2 separate regions of the Homo sapiens genome follow, and region 1 is linked to region 2. The links are chromatin loops, found by intact Hi-C in ENCODE. Cell type or tissue: adrenal gland. All regions are shown on one strand. Each heading gives the region's core, and the rest is flanking DNA. Links, peaks and the distances in the headings are about the cores only. Region 1 overlaps FNBP1 (formin binding protein 1). Region 2 overlaps FNBP1 (formin binding protein 1).

Region 1 (7,173 bases), core at 1,481-5,480, 140 kb after region 2:
TCCTTCAGGACTCCACTTGGATGCCATTTCCCCACCTGAGTTACACTCCTGTACACATTTCCATGGAGTTACCCTACCTTAGTCCTTATTACACAATAATTTCTTTCTTTCTTTCTTTCTTTTTTTTGACAGGGAGTCTCGCTCTGTTGCCCAGGCTGGAGTGCAGTGGCACAATCTCAGTTCACTGCAACATCCACCTCCTAGATTCAAGCGATTCTCCTGCCTCAGCCTCCCGAGTAGCTGGGATTACAGGCGAGCGCCATCATGCCTGGCTAAGTTTTTTGTATTTTTAATAGAGATGGGATTTCACCATGTTGGTCAGGCTGGTCTCAAACTCCTGACCTCATGATCTGCCCGACTCGGCCTTCCAAAGTGCTGGTATTACAGGAGTGAGCCACTGCGCCTGGCCTGATGAAATTTTTACAATTTTGTTTGGTTTCCTTTTATGTACAAAGTTATAAACACTGAGCACTACCACCACTACTCCTCTTGCCAAAAATGGCCGTAACAAGAACTAAACCTCTCCTAGAATGACAGGGAGACTTCACACGTACACCTTACTTTTGAAACTGAACAATGTAAATAGCCTATTTTTAAGGATAAGTTAAAATAAACTTTTTTTTTTTTTTTCCCAGACAAGGTCTTGCTCTGTCACCCAGGCTGGAGTGCAATGGCACAAATACAGCTCACTGCAGCCAGCCTCCAACTCCTGGTCTGAAGTGATCCTCCCATCTCAGCTTCCCAAGTAGCTGGGACTACAGGCATGCACCACTATGCCCAGGTAATTTTTTAATTTTTAGTAGAGATGGGATCTCAGTATGTTACCCAGGCTGGTCTTGAACGCCTGAGTTCAAGCTATCCTCTCGCCTTGGCCTCCCCAAATGCTGGGATTACAGGTATGAGCCACCGTGCCTGGCCAATAAGTAAAATGTAAATTTTAAAAGTCAGTCATGGTGAAGAATATATTTTACATACACATATACACTTATGAAATCTAAATGTCCTTGCCCAAACATTTCCAGAAATTTCCATATCTGTTCCAATGCAAATACTTCTAAACCTCTTCATTATCTCTGCCAAGAAGAAATCAATCCCAAACTAAGCTGATAGGCAGAATAATTCATTAGATGTTTCAAGCAGCAAATATCCAGCTTTTTAGGTGAGGAAATAATGTGACTTCAGTGGAACTTTTTTTTTTTTAAAGTGGTAATAATAGCCAAAGAAAATTAATTCCCCCTAGAAAAAACTTAAATCTTAAGAAGGCCCAAGTATACTGCTAAAAATTAGTATGATTAGTGTTTTGGAGTGGATTTTATTTTTCTTCAAGGAGGAAAAGATAAACATGCTATTAATATGACCTCCTGAAATCCAGATTTCCTGTCCAAAGCAACGATTTCCAGGCATTTTCCAAATATTAGGTTTATTGTATTGTTAACATGTACACCAAATTTTAAATCAGAAGGCTAGGACAGAAAATAGCTCATTTTTCATGAATCCTGCTTACCGCAGGAGAGTTCTACAGTTTGTTCCCAGGGACCAGAGTTTTTTTCATTAACCTTCCCCATGATTATAATAATTTGTGTTTACCTATCACCTTTCATCCAACAACCTCAAAGTACTTTACGAACAATCTCTCACCTTTATGCCTTCTTGTCAAGAGAAAGGCAAGCATCATACCATACTTTATAGATTGGGAAAGCGAGGAACAGAGATGCAAGGACTTGCCCGATACTAATAAATATTAGATTAGGTAAGCAAGGCAACCCAGGCTGAGCCCTCCAGCACTGCCTCACTCAACTGGGAGCACCCACACCGTTTGTCCCCAGAGCCTGTCTGGTCTTTAAATGGATTTCAGGAACCCGTTCTCAATTTTGGCTGTGCAAATAGAAGTACAAGGGGAGGAGATTCCTTTACAGGTCCCAAGTTTTCTTCTGCTATAGATAATAGAGAAAGTGTTTCGTTTCTTGTTCCTGAAGACTCAAAACTTTAAAACCCTGAATGTCGGCCAGGCATGGTGGCTCACGCCTGTAATCCCAGCACTTTGGGAGGCCGAGGCCGGTGATCACTTGAGGTCAAAAGTTCAAGTCCAGCCTGGGCAACACAGGAAGACCCCCCCACCTCTACAAAAAAAACTTTTTTAAAAAAGTTAGCCAGGCCGGGCTGGGCACGGTGGCTCACGCCTGTAATCACAGAATTTTGGGAGGCCGAGGCGGGCGGATCACGAGGTCAGGAGAGTGAGACCAGCCTGGCTAACACAGTGACTAACATGGTAACCCCGCCTCTACTAAAAATACAAAAAAAAAAAAAAAAAAAATTAGCCAGTCATGGTGGCGGGTGCCTGTAGTCCCAGCTACTCGGGAGGCTGAGGCAGGAGAATGGCATGAACCTGGGAGGCAGAGCTTGCAGTGAGCAGAGATTGCGCCACCGCACTCCAGCCTGGGTGACAGAACAAGACTCTGTCTCAAAAAAAAAAAAAAAAGTTAGACAGGCCAGCTGCGGTGGCTCACACCTGTAATCCCAGCACTTTGGGAGGCCAAGGCAGGTAGATCACGAGGTCAGGAGATCGAGACCATCCTGGCTAACACTGTGAAACCCCGTCTCTACTAAAAATACAAAAAATTAGCCGGGCAAACGCCTGTACTCCCAGCTACTCGGGAGGTTGAAGCAGGAGGATCGCTTGAACTCGGGAGGCGGAGATTGCAGTGAGCTGAGATCACACCACTGCACTCCAGCCTGGGCGACAGAGCAAGACTCCATCTCAAAAAAAAAAAAAAAAACAAGTTGGTCAGGCGTGGTAGTGTACACCTGTGGTCCCAGCTAATCAGGAGGCTGAGGCGAAAGGCTCATTTGGGCCCAGGAGATTGAGGCTGCAGCGAGCCATGTTTGTGCCACTGCACTCCAGCCTGGTCAACAGAGTGAGACTCTGTATTCCTCCTTGTTCTTTCTCAATTTCCTTAAAAATAGTTTTCGCCAAGACATACTTCTGTTGGGCAAATTCAGAAACTTGATACTACTCCTACTAATTAATATCCACACAAATTTATTTAAATTAGAAAAGAGAAACAATAACTGGCTTTGAAAGGATTAGGAGATTACTAGACATCTATGAAGCATCTGCTTGAGTACGAGCTTCATTCATGACTGTTTCTGCTGGCTCTGCAGCATTTAGTGGTGTGAGTCATTGATTCTCAGTGATTCTCAATATGAATAACATCAACTGTTTTATAAAGCAAAATCTACTGCAGTGATGGGGAAATATGAGTGAGTGGTGGGGATAAAGGGAACTGTGCACTACTAACACAGAAGATCCAGTTTTTGGCCAAGTGGCTAATGCCTGTAATCCCAGCTCTTTGGGAGGCCAAGGTGGAAGGATCACTTGAGCCCAGGAGTTCAAGGCCAGCCTGGGCAGCATAGAAAGACCCCGTCTCTACAAAAAAAATACAAAAATTAGCAGAGTGTGGTGACATGTGCCTGTAATCCCAGCTACTTGGGAGGCTGAGGCAGGAGAATCACTTGAACCTAAGAGGCAGAGGTTGCAGTGAGTCGAGATCGTGCCACTGCACCCCAGCCTGGGCAACATGGAGAAGTGGCAAAAAATGACTCGCTGCCCAGCTGCAAGGACTGTGGCTAGCATGCAGCCTCCTTTAGGGTCCACCTCATCTTTTGAGTCGAGGGCATCTCTTCTTGTAGCACCCCCAGCCAATGACTAAGCAAGCTGGCAGCCAAGGCCATCCTCTTCTTGGGACGACCTCTGGCCAATGATAAAGGAAGGCAGAGATACAGAGGCCGAGCCATTTCTGCCAGAGGATTCTTGTGTCTGCTCTGGAGCTCCCCATTGGCCTGGTGGGGACTCTGTCAGGTCTGCATCGTGATCTGATGGCTTCCACTCTTTCCCCTTCACAGGTGTTACTCCCCAGTAAAACTGTACTAATGACTCCATCTAAGCCTCTTCTTCCAGGATATTGGCACAAATGGTAGTTACCTTGCTGGATTCTTGTAACAAATAAACAAGATGATGGATGTAAACACTTTGTCCAGCACCTGGGGCATAGTAGGCACTCAATAAATGGCAGTAATGATAACAATCATTCGAGACTTTAAGATAATAGAGAGGTCAGGCACGGTGGCTCATGCCTGTAATCCCAGCACTTTGGGAGGCCAAGGCGGGTGGATCACCTGAGGTCAGGAGTTTGAGACCAGCCTGGCCAACATGGTGAAATCCCATTTCTACTAAAAACACAAAATTAGCCAGGCGTGGTGGCACACGCCTGTAATCCCAGCTACTCGGGAGGCTGAGGCAGGAGAATCGCTTGAACCCGGGAGGTGGAGGTTGCAGTGAGCTGAGATCGTGCCATTGCACTCCAGCCTGGGCGACAAGAGCGAAACTCCATCTCAAAAAACAAACAAACAAAAACTTACATACCCCCAAATTACTCTCTAATATAATACACATATTTGGCCTCATCATTAAAAAAAAAAGTTTTTTTAACTAAACACATTACTAGGCTCAAGCTAGTATGAGTGTACAAGTAAAACAGGAAACAAATATTCCTTTATAAACACTAATTCCAGAAGACTTCACACCCACATTCTAAAATCTAATTAGATTAATTTCCCAGGGCATTCATGTATTCTTAGTAGCTTTCAATTTTTAAGTGTCAAAATAAAGCCTTATTTTTAAATGTGGGTGGTGTTGATGAAACAAGTATGAGTAATACTTGCAGGAAACATAATATTAGCTTTAGCTGCTTAGTGGGTGATACTTGAATAGTCCTTCAAAGAAGCACTTTCCATGTCTCACCAATGTAAAGCATGAGTTGTAATGTGTTCACATAGTAAGTATAGACACTTATAAAACTCTTTTATGTGCTTAAAGTACAGTTTTGCCTACCAAAATGGCAATTTACACAAATTTTCAGGATTCTGTCTAATGTACAAAGTGAGGGCAACAAAACTGATATCTAAATATCAACTGCAAAATCTCCAGGCCTCCCACGGTTTGTTTTCTTTTAATATCCACTAAACAGAAAAGACATGTGCAAAATTTGTTCTCATGGAGAAGTAAGGATGGCAAAACTAAGTTGATTTTGTTTCTCTTCTGAAGCAGTTCTGCCCTACCCACCATGGTTCAGGGAGTATTATCTCCCCTGTTGGTCTTGCCATGTTCATCCCAAACAGAAATCTCTGAAGGGTTAAGAAAAAGGAGCAGTAGGCCGGGCGCAGTGGCTCACGCCTGTAATCCCAACACTTTGGGAGGCCGAGGCAGGCGGATCACAAGGTCAGGAGATCGAGACCATCCTGGCTAACAAGGTGAAACCCCATCTCTACTAAAAATACAAAAAATTAGCCGGGCGCGGTGGCAGGCGCCTGTAGTCCCAGCTACTCGGGAGGCTGAGGCGGGAGAATGGTGTGAACCTGGGAGGCCGAGCTTGCAGTGAGCCGAAATCACGCCACTGCACTCCAGCCTGGGCAACCCAGCGAGACTCCATCTCAAAAAAAAAAAAAGAAAAAGGAGCAGTAGAGGCCAGGCATGGTGGCTCACACCTGTAATCCCAGCACTTTGGAAGGCAGAGGCAGGCAGATCACTTGAGGTCAGGAGTTTGAGACCAGCCTGGTCAACGTGGTGAAACCCCATCTCTAGTATGAAAAATACAAAAATTGGCAGGGCATGGTGGTGGGGGCCTGCAGCTACTCAGGAGGCTGAGGCATGAGAATCACTTGAACCTGGGAGGCAGAAGTTGCAGTGAGCTGAGATCGCGCCACTGCACGCCAGCCTGGGTGACTGAGCAAAACTCCATCTCGAAAAAGAAAAAAGAAAAAAGAGCAGTAGAAGAGCTAGGGACGATTGTTAATAGGGTTCTCCAATTTAGCATTCAAGGGCAGTAAGAAGAGGTAATAATTATCCAATACCTGGAACTGTTAATAATTTGTTACTTTAAGATTAAAAAACTAGTTTAAAATTTCGACACACTAGGGAAAAAAATTCAACACACTATAAAGTGTTCTTATATAAAGATATGTACACATATCATGCCTAAGTAGAATGAACAACAGAGAAGGGATAATTTTTCAAACCCTACTTTAAAGGCAAAAAAGGTACTTAGACTGTGTGTATTTGGGGGCAGAAAGGATATGGAAAATCTCTGTACCTTCTCAATTTTGCTATGAACCGAAACTGCTCTAAAAAATAGTCTATTTTCCAAAAAGATACCTAAAATTATATATATATTTTACAACTGCCGAAGTGCAGAAAGGTGTTATAATTATCTTCCCATTATTTTTAAAAAGCAAATGTTAAAACAAAAGGAAAAAAAGGGATTTATTCATTTATCCAATAAATATTTATTGAACTCCTACACAGAGTCAGGCATTGTTCCCAGTACAGTTGGTAGACAATCCTCAAACGGCTGCCTCTTGAAAGTGCACACCACGATCAGGGTCAACATATTCAACAGATGAATGTATATTATATGCCTGGCATGGTTCTAAAAATCACAGGTAAAAAAAATTACATACAGTCGGCCGGGCGCGGTGGCTCACGCCTGTAATCCCAGCACTTTGGGAGGCCGACGTGGGCAGATCACGAGGTCAGGAAATCGAGACCATCCTGGCTAACACAGTGAAACCCTGTCTCTACTAAAAATACAAAAAAATTAGCCGGGCGTGGTGGCGGGCGCCTGTAGTCCCAGCTACTCCGGAGGCTGAGGCTGGAGAATGGCGTCAACCCGGGAGGCGGAGCTTGCAGTGAGCAGAGATCGTGCGACCCACTGCACTCCAGCCTGGGCGACAGAGTGAGACTCCGTCTCAAAAAAAAAAAAAAAAGACATACAATCAACACAGGTGGCTCTTTTTTTTTTTTTTTTTTGAGACAGAGTCGCTCTGTCGCCCAGGGCGGAGTGCAATGGCGCCATCTCGGCTCACTGCAACCTCCGCCTCCCGGGTTCAAGCGATTCTCCGCCTCAGCCTCCCGAGTAGCTGGGATTACCTGCGTGGACCACCACGCCCGGCTAATTTTTGTATTTTTAGTAGAGATGGGGTTTCACCATCTTGGTCCGGCTGGTCTCAAACTCCTGATGTCGTGATCTGCCCGCCTTGGCCTCCCAAAGTTCTGGGATTACAGGCGTCAGCCACCCACCGCGCCCAGCCCACATGTGGCTTCTTACTATGCTAACC
Region 2 (7,173 bases), core at 2,122-6,121:
AACCAGCATGTTGGCATGCGCCTGTAGTCCCGGCTATTCGGGAAGATGAGTTGGAAGGATGGCTTGAGCCCAGGGAGGTCGAGGCTGCAGCGAGCCAGGATCACACCACTGCACTTCAGCTTGGGCAACAGAGTGAGAATTCAACTCCAGAAAAAAAAGAAAAGAAAAGAAATGCATCAATTTCCTAGAATGGTACAAGGAACATGAAGGTCCAATTCTCTCAGAAGGAAACTCTTGGCTCTTCAGCAGTACAATGTAAAATCTTTGGTGAAAAGGAAAACCTGTTGTTCTGTATTCATTCCGCAATAAACCGTGAAAAGCTCTTCATCTCAAGGAGAGAGAAAAGAAACAAAAGAAACACAGACTTCTCAGGCCCTGAGTGCACGCAAGATCAGAAACAGGGGAGGTGCCATCATTTAAAGGAGGAGGTAGGGGTGGGAGGCAGAATTTTTAAAAAAGCATTGGGCTAGAAAATCCCCTATTACTGGAGATGAAAGAGTTAAATATTCATATTACACAGAATAATTTTCTTGGAAACATGAAAAGTCACTTAAAATACACAATACTGAGAAAAAATATAACATTTATTAGAGAAGCAGATACGAGGGTACAACTAAAAGATGCCAGACAGAGTCTTTTAGGATAAGAATAGAAAGAGACAATCATGTTGCTGTATTCAAACAAAACTTACTCAGAACCCCAGAGTTTATAATAAACTCAAGTGCGGAGCCGCAGCGGGGACCTAGCTCCCCATGCGAGAGGCTTCGCGGCTTTCCGGCAGTTATAAAAACAGAAAGGTCATTAGGCAGCAGGAGAACCCATAAAACAAACAGATAAAAGTACAACATTAAAACAACTCATTCGAGTACTGCTTTTAGTTTTTAAGTTGCAGTATATACACACGTATTCTGTGGGGGGAATTATGAAAATATTTAACAGAGAGCAATCGAAGAACCAAAAAACCACAAAAGAAAGTCACAATCCAATTGACCCACCGGAAGTTACTCTAGTCTAAATATTTTGGCAATTATTAAATAAGCACATCGTAGACACACACACACACACACACACACACACACACACACACACACACACACACAAAAAGGTTGACCGGCATTATAAAAATAAAACAGCTGCACTGAGTTATGGGCCTAAGAAAACAGTGGCTTTGCCCACATCAGATGGGTTGAAGGAGGGCAGTGTTTGTGGGCAAGTTGGACAGAGTTATAAACAGAGTAGGCAGGAAAAGCTTCTCTGTACATATTATTAATCTCTAAGTGTAACTTTCAAATAAAAGGAGAAAATTATATAAGTAGCTGAGATTTTGCTGCTTTTATATTAACAGACAACTGCTAGAAGATAATAAAGTATACTTTGGGTGGAAATGGAAATTCCTGATTCTTTGGAATTTGGTTTTCTAATATTTCATGCATTGATGCGATGGACCTGAAATTTACAAAATATCTTTTAACTGTTTAGTCAATATTACAGAGATTCACCTGTTATAGTACTGAGGCATACAACTTAATGATCGTACATTTAAAATTATCATCATAAATTTATGTGCCCAAACCCCTCCCACCCCATTCCCCCTGAAACCAACTGAGCTATTTTCTGAATTAAATTTGAATAACGAAATAAATTTGAATAATCAAGAAAAAAATACACAGCTTGACAGAATGCCTTTTTTCAAAGCAGACTTTCACAAGGTTAATGTCGTCTTGCCCTATTTTCGAGTTTTTCAGTGGTTAGTTTGCTTTGTCCAGGAGTTCACAGACTGGAAATGAGTTTGTCATCGGATAGAAAGGTCAGATTTTAATACCTTAGGTTTCCCATTCACTTGTTTACTGGGTAAAGCTGGAAACTTCCTACTGCTCATTTAAACAGATCCTTGTGGTTGAAGGGTCAGCTGATTTTCTTGCTGCAATATCTACAAAGAGGCCTGGGGTCGGGATGGGTGGCTTTATTGATACTATGCCAGCAAAAGTATCCAAAAGAAATTTGGGCCTGGCACGGTGGCTCACCCTGTAATCCCAGCACTTTGGGAGGCTGAGGCGGGCGGATCACTTGAGCCCAAGAGTTTGAGACAAGCCTGGCCAACATGGTGAAAACCTGTCTTTACTAAAAAAAAAAAAAAATACAAAGATTAGCCGGGTGTGGTGGCAGGCACCTGTAATCCCAGCTACTGGGGAGGCTGAGGCACAAGAATTACTTGAACTCGGGAGGCAGAGGTTGTAGTGAGCCAGGATTGTATCATTGCCCTTGAGTCTAGGTGACAGAGTGAGACTCTGTCTCAAAAAAAAAAAAAAAAAAAAAAAAAGCCAGGCACGGGCTCATGCCTGTAATCCCAACACTTTGGGAGGCTGAGGTGGACAGATCATGAGGTCAGGAGATCAAGACCATTCTGGCTAACACGGTGAAACCCTGTCTCTACTAAAAATACAAAAAATTAGCTGGGCATGGTGGCACACGCCTGTAGTCCCAGCTACTTGGGAGGCTGAAGCAGGAGAATCGCTTGAACTCAGGAGGCAGAGGTTGCAGTGAGCCAAGATTGTGCCACCGCACTCCATCCTGGCGACAGAGCGAGACTCCATCTCAAAAAAAAAAAAAAAAAAAGTTTTTTAAAAAATCAGGCTGTCACTAAATAAAGGTTAACTGGCTGTGAGAATCTTGAAACACGGCCCCTAGCATCCAGAACCCCTACTAGGTTCTAGAGCCCGAATGTGCAGCTACTGCTTGGAAAATCAGCTTTAAATGGACTTGAGCTGATCAAATGAACCCACAATGTAGAGGCAGGCAGGGGCTAATTTCCTACTTGAAAGTAGGAAGGACACAAGGAAATAATTTTCAAAATCAAATAAAAAGAGAATCTGACCCAACACCTTCATTCTGACCCATTTGTAGTGGGTTGTCTATGATCTCGGGGTGGATTCTGGAAATGGGCACAGTGAAATGCCTGGCAACCATCTACGCATGTGACCAACTTCACTATCTCCCCTCCCACATCAATGCCAATTTAAAAATGCAAATTCTCATGTGGCCTAGATTCCTTTCGATGTGGTGAGACATTTTACTTCATTCTGGCTACAGTTAATTGTATAAAATGAGCCAGAAATTCTAAAATAATTTCCAGTAAATCCAAACCTTGCCAATGATTAAAAGCAGAAACAAAACAAAACAAAAACAACAACAACAAAAAAACAAAAGCAAACCCCCAAAGTCTTTGAACAGCAATGTGCTGAGATCTGTGTCTGTGGGGAGAAGCATTTGCTGCCACACCACGTTCTCTTTATAGCCCCACCTGGGCAAGCGTGAGTGCAGCTCTACTTGGAAAACCAACAGAAACCGAACCAAGTGTGAGAGGAAATCACAGCCAAAAGGAGCTGATGCAGGGACACGCTCTGCCTTTTAAGTAACTCCATCTAAACAGCACTAGCACATCTGATCAACTGTCAATTTGGGCCAGGTGCGGTGGCTCACGCCTATAATCCCAGCACTTTGGGAGGCAGAAGCAGGCAGATCACTTGAGGTCAGGAGTTTGAGACCAGCCTGGCCAACAGAGCGAACCCGTCTCTACTAAAAATACAAAAATTAGCCAGGCGTGGTGGTGCACACCTGTAATCCCAGCTACTCGGGAGGCTGAGGCAGGAGAATCGCTTGAACCTGGGGGAGGCGGAGGTTGCAGTGAGCCACTGTACTCCAGCCTGGGCAACAGAGCCAGACTCTGTCTCAAAACAACAACAACAACAAAAACACAAACACAACAACAAAAACCTGTCAATTTGATGACACTTGGAAAATCAGCAATGCAATGTAAAAATCAAGTGGTCAATTCACCAAACTTTTCCAGATTTCAGCTGGTTGTCTGGGATCATGTAGATGGAACAGGGTACTCGTGATGCCCTACCAAGGATGCTGACCAGGTTTAAGTAAAAACACACACTTTTGGTGCCAATATAAGAATCTTATTTACTGCTTTAGTCAAGAAGGAGATGTTATTTCACTTGTGACTTCCTCCCAAGTGAATGAGTATACAATTTAACAAACTAACACAGTTCAGTTTATTAAGTTACAATCTGTAACCACCTAATGTAGCTCAGTGTATGGTGGATACTAGATATAAACAAGAGTAGGGAAGTCTTTGGCACCTGCATGATGCGTGCCGGCTTTTAAATTCAGAAAGATGAGAAGCTACAATGCAACTTTTTTTTTAATCTACAGATACCGCCAAAAGAAGAAATGTTTATCAGATTTTGAATGACATAGCTGTAAGTTGGCGGTTGGCAGCTTTCCACATAAAATTTCATCAGCAAGTGAAACTTGATTACAGCCCAAACTAGACAAGGCAATTCAGGTGCCCAGACCCTGAAGTCCACGTGAGACTACAGGAGAACGTGCATTATGGTGCTTGCCAGCCAGTCTCTTGAGGAACTGCCTGTAACAGTCATGGTTGTGGGGAGAAACAACTCCATTTTTTTTAAGTTTTTTTTTTTTATGGTATTAAATATAAGTCTTAGCACCTTTGGCATTTTTGTCCAAACAGACTTCGACATATGAAGTGGGGACATAACCCTCTTCATCTTCATTTCTCCGAATGCGGGTCCAGCCATCGCCTTTGTCTTCCTCTATGACATACAATGTTTCTCCTTCAACTACGGAAATCGTTCCTTCATTCTGACCTGAAAAAGCAATATCAGGATATGTTAGATGTCTTGGCAAATGCAGGGAGGAAGCAAACAGTGGCCTTCGCAATGAAACAAGTGTCGTCGAAGATGAAGTCCACACAAAATTCACCCCACTCGGACCTTCTCAGATGCACGGACCCCTCACCCACTGCCTCAAAACCATCTCCTTCTGCACAGAAATGTCCAGGTTCTTACCTCTGTCTCTCTAGGGACCCTCTCTAAGTCCTCCAGGGCCCTCTTTCTCCTCCCTCCCAGAATGGTAAGTATTTCTCACTGGATAAATCTTTGGTTCTCTTCTCTAGTCTTCTTCTGTCTCACTTGGATCTCTCTCAGGAGAAAGGTACCCTCGTGGCTCCAACTGCTTCTCTTTTGTCTGTTATTTTTTGGGGGGGTTGTGGGGGATGGAGTCTTGCTCTTGTTGCCCAGGCCAGAGTGCTGTGGTGCAATCTCAACTCACTGCAACCTCCACCTCCCCGGTTCAAGCGATTCTCCTGTCTCAGCCTCCCGAGCAGCTGAGACTATAGGTGTGCACCACCACACCCGGCTAACCTTTCTATTTTTAGTAGAGATGGGGTTTCACCATGTTGGTCAGGCTGGTCTGACTCCTGACCTTAGGTGATCCACCAGCCTCAGCCTCCCAATTTTTTTGTTGTTGTTGTTTGTTTGTTTTGAGACAGAGTCTTGCTCTGTTGCCCAGGCTGGAGTGTGATGCCACTTGTCCCGGGTTCAAGTGATTCTCCTGCCTCGGCCTCCCGAGTAGCTGAGATTACAGGCATGTGCCACCACGCCCGGCTAATTTTGTATTTTTAGTAGAGACGAGGTTTCACCATGTTGGTCAGGCTGGTCTTGAACTCCTGACCTCAGGTGATCCACCCGCCTCGGCCTCCCAAAGCGCTGGGATTACAGGCGTGAGCCACCACGCCCGGCCCAACTGCTCCTCTTTAAACACTGTCCTCACATATTGCTTCCATTCTGGTACTTTCTGCAGCCAAGATTCCACTTTTCCCACTGTCTGCAGCACACTGCCACCTAGACATGGCCCCAACACCTGAAACAACATAGATGAACCTGGATTCACTGTTCTTCCTCCTAACTATATCCTCCTGCTTTTCCACTTCCCTAGACCTCTCTGTCCTCCCAGGAATGCAACTCTGGGAGCCGTCTTGGATTTCCTCTCCTTTTTGTTCCTGGCTTTTGATCAGCCCCGAATATATGCAGTTTGTCAATGGCGGCATCTCTGTATCCATTCCTTGAACAAGGCCCCCAAGACCTTCTGCTAGGATCATTTCAAAGGCTGCCCACCACCCCCCAGTTTTCTGCAAGGCAAAGAGTTTAGGGAGCTGTTAACAGGGCAACAGGGTACGGTGGGGGATGGTTGGAATATGAAGTAAAACTGGGAACGTTTAAACTGGTACGTCTTTCTTATTTTGTCACAATGAACATTTAGTCTATTAAAGGCTCTGAAAAGTCCTGTAGTAAAGAAATCTGTAAAATTTATTTATCCCAGGGCTTCCCAAACTTACTTGAGCTCTGATTGCTAGTTTTAAAAATTTATTCATTATATTAAAATGCAACTTTTTCGTAATTTTATTTATTTATTTATTTATTTTTTAGAGAGGGTTTCACACTATCGCCTAGGCTGGAGTGCAGTGGTACGATCATAGCTCACTGTAGCCCTGAACTCTTGGCCTCAGCCTCCCAAAGTGCTGGGATTACAGGTGTGAGCCACTGAGCCTGGCCTGAGAGCTTCTTTCATGGCCTCCTTATTAACGCTCTGCAGGACATCGTTTCAAGGTTCATTGGTTTAGAAACACTAAGCTAGTTTATCTTTTCTTTCTTTTTTTTGAGACAGAGTTGCCCTCTGTTGCCCATACTGGAGTACAATGGCACGATCTTGGCTCACTGCAACCTCTGCCTCCTGGGTTCAAGCAATTCTCATGCTTCAGCCTCCCGAGTAGCTGGGATTACAGGCGCCCGCCACCACGCCTCACTGATTTTTGTATTTTTAGTAGAGACGGGGTTTCATCATGTTGGGCAGGCTGGTCTAGAACTCCTGACCTCAGGTGATCTGCCTGCCTCAGCCTCCCAAAGTTCTAGGATTACAGGCGTGAGCCACCATGCCCGGCCTGGGCTAGTCTTTCTAACCATCCTCCATGTCTTCCAGTGGATCCTACACATCTGACGATGACTTTCCTAAGGTACAGCTCTGACTGCATCGACACCCTGCTAGGGGACCTCCCATAGCTCCTCAATGTTTGCCACATAAAACCCAGATGTTTCCCTACCTCGCCCCCATTGGCACTTCCCACTCTTTAGTGCCACATTTCACTATTAGGACTTAAGACATCTAAGCTCCAGCCACACCACACCCATTTCTGGCCACACCCCCCATGCCATGGCAAGTTCTCCAAACTTCCTTAAGGAAGCGACCTCATTCTCCCCTGTCCTCCCCGTTCCTCTGTATCCCTCTTCTGGCAAACACTGCAAA

Evidence for each region. Peaks named below come from ENCODE experiments on the same cell type or tissue, not always from the same donor. Only the 100,000 strongest peaks of a DNase experiment are listed, where the experiment ranks them.
Region 1: it touches region 2 in a loop (2.2-fold over the local background); 79 of 110 quality-filtered maps call a loop at or near these places.

What each region holds. Positions count from the first base shown.
Region 1 is chr9:130,031,553-130,038,725 of GRCh38, forward strand. All of the region lies in intron 1 of FNBP1 (formin binding protein 1), which reads right to left. Among named protein-coding and RNA genes, the nearest start is that of FNBP1, 8.0 kb to the right of the region's middle. RefSeq lists enhancers at 3,139-3,639, 3,638-3,717, 3,640-4,140. In adrenal gland, for the core only: no CTCF peak of the experiment used is centred there; no DNase peak of the experiment used is centred there; H3K27ac peaks cover 642 bases.
Region 2 is chr9:129,891,318-129,898,490 of GRCh38, forward strand. FNBP1 (formin binding protein 1) reads right to left here. Exons shown (of 17, transcript NM_015033.3): 16 at 4,521-4,679. Among named protein-coding and RNA genes, the nearest start is that of MIR6855, 25 kb to the left of the region's middle. RefSeq lists a silencer at 1,773-2,067. In adrenal gland, for the core only: no CTCF peak of the experiment used is centred there; no DNase peak of the experiment used is centred there.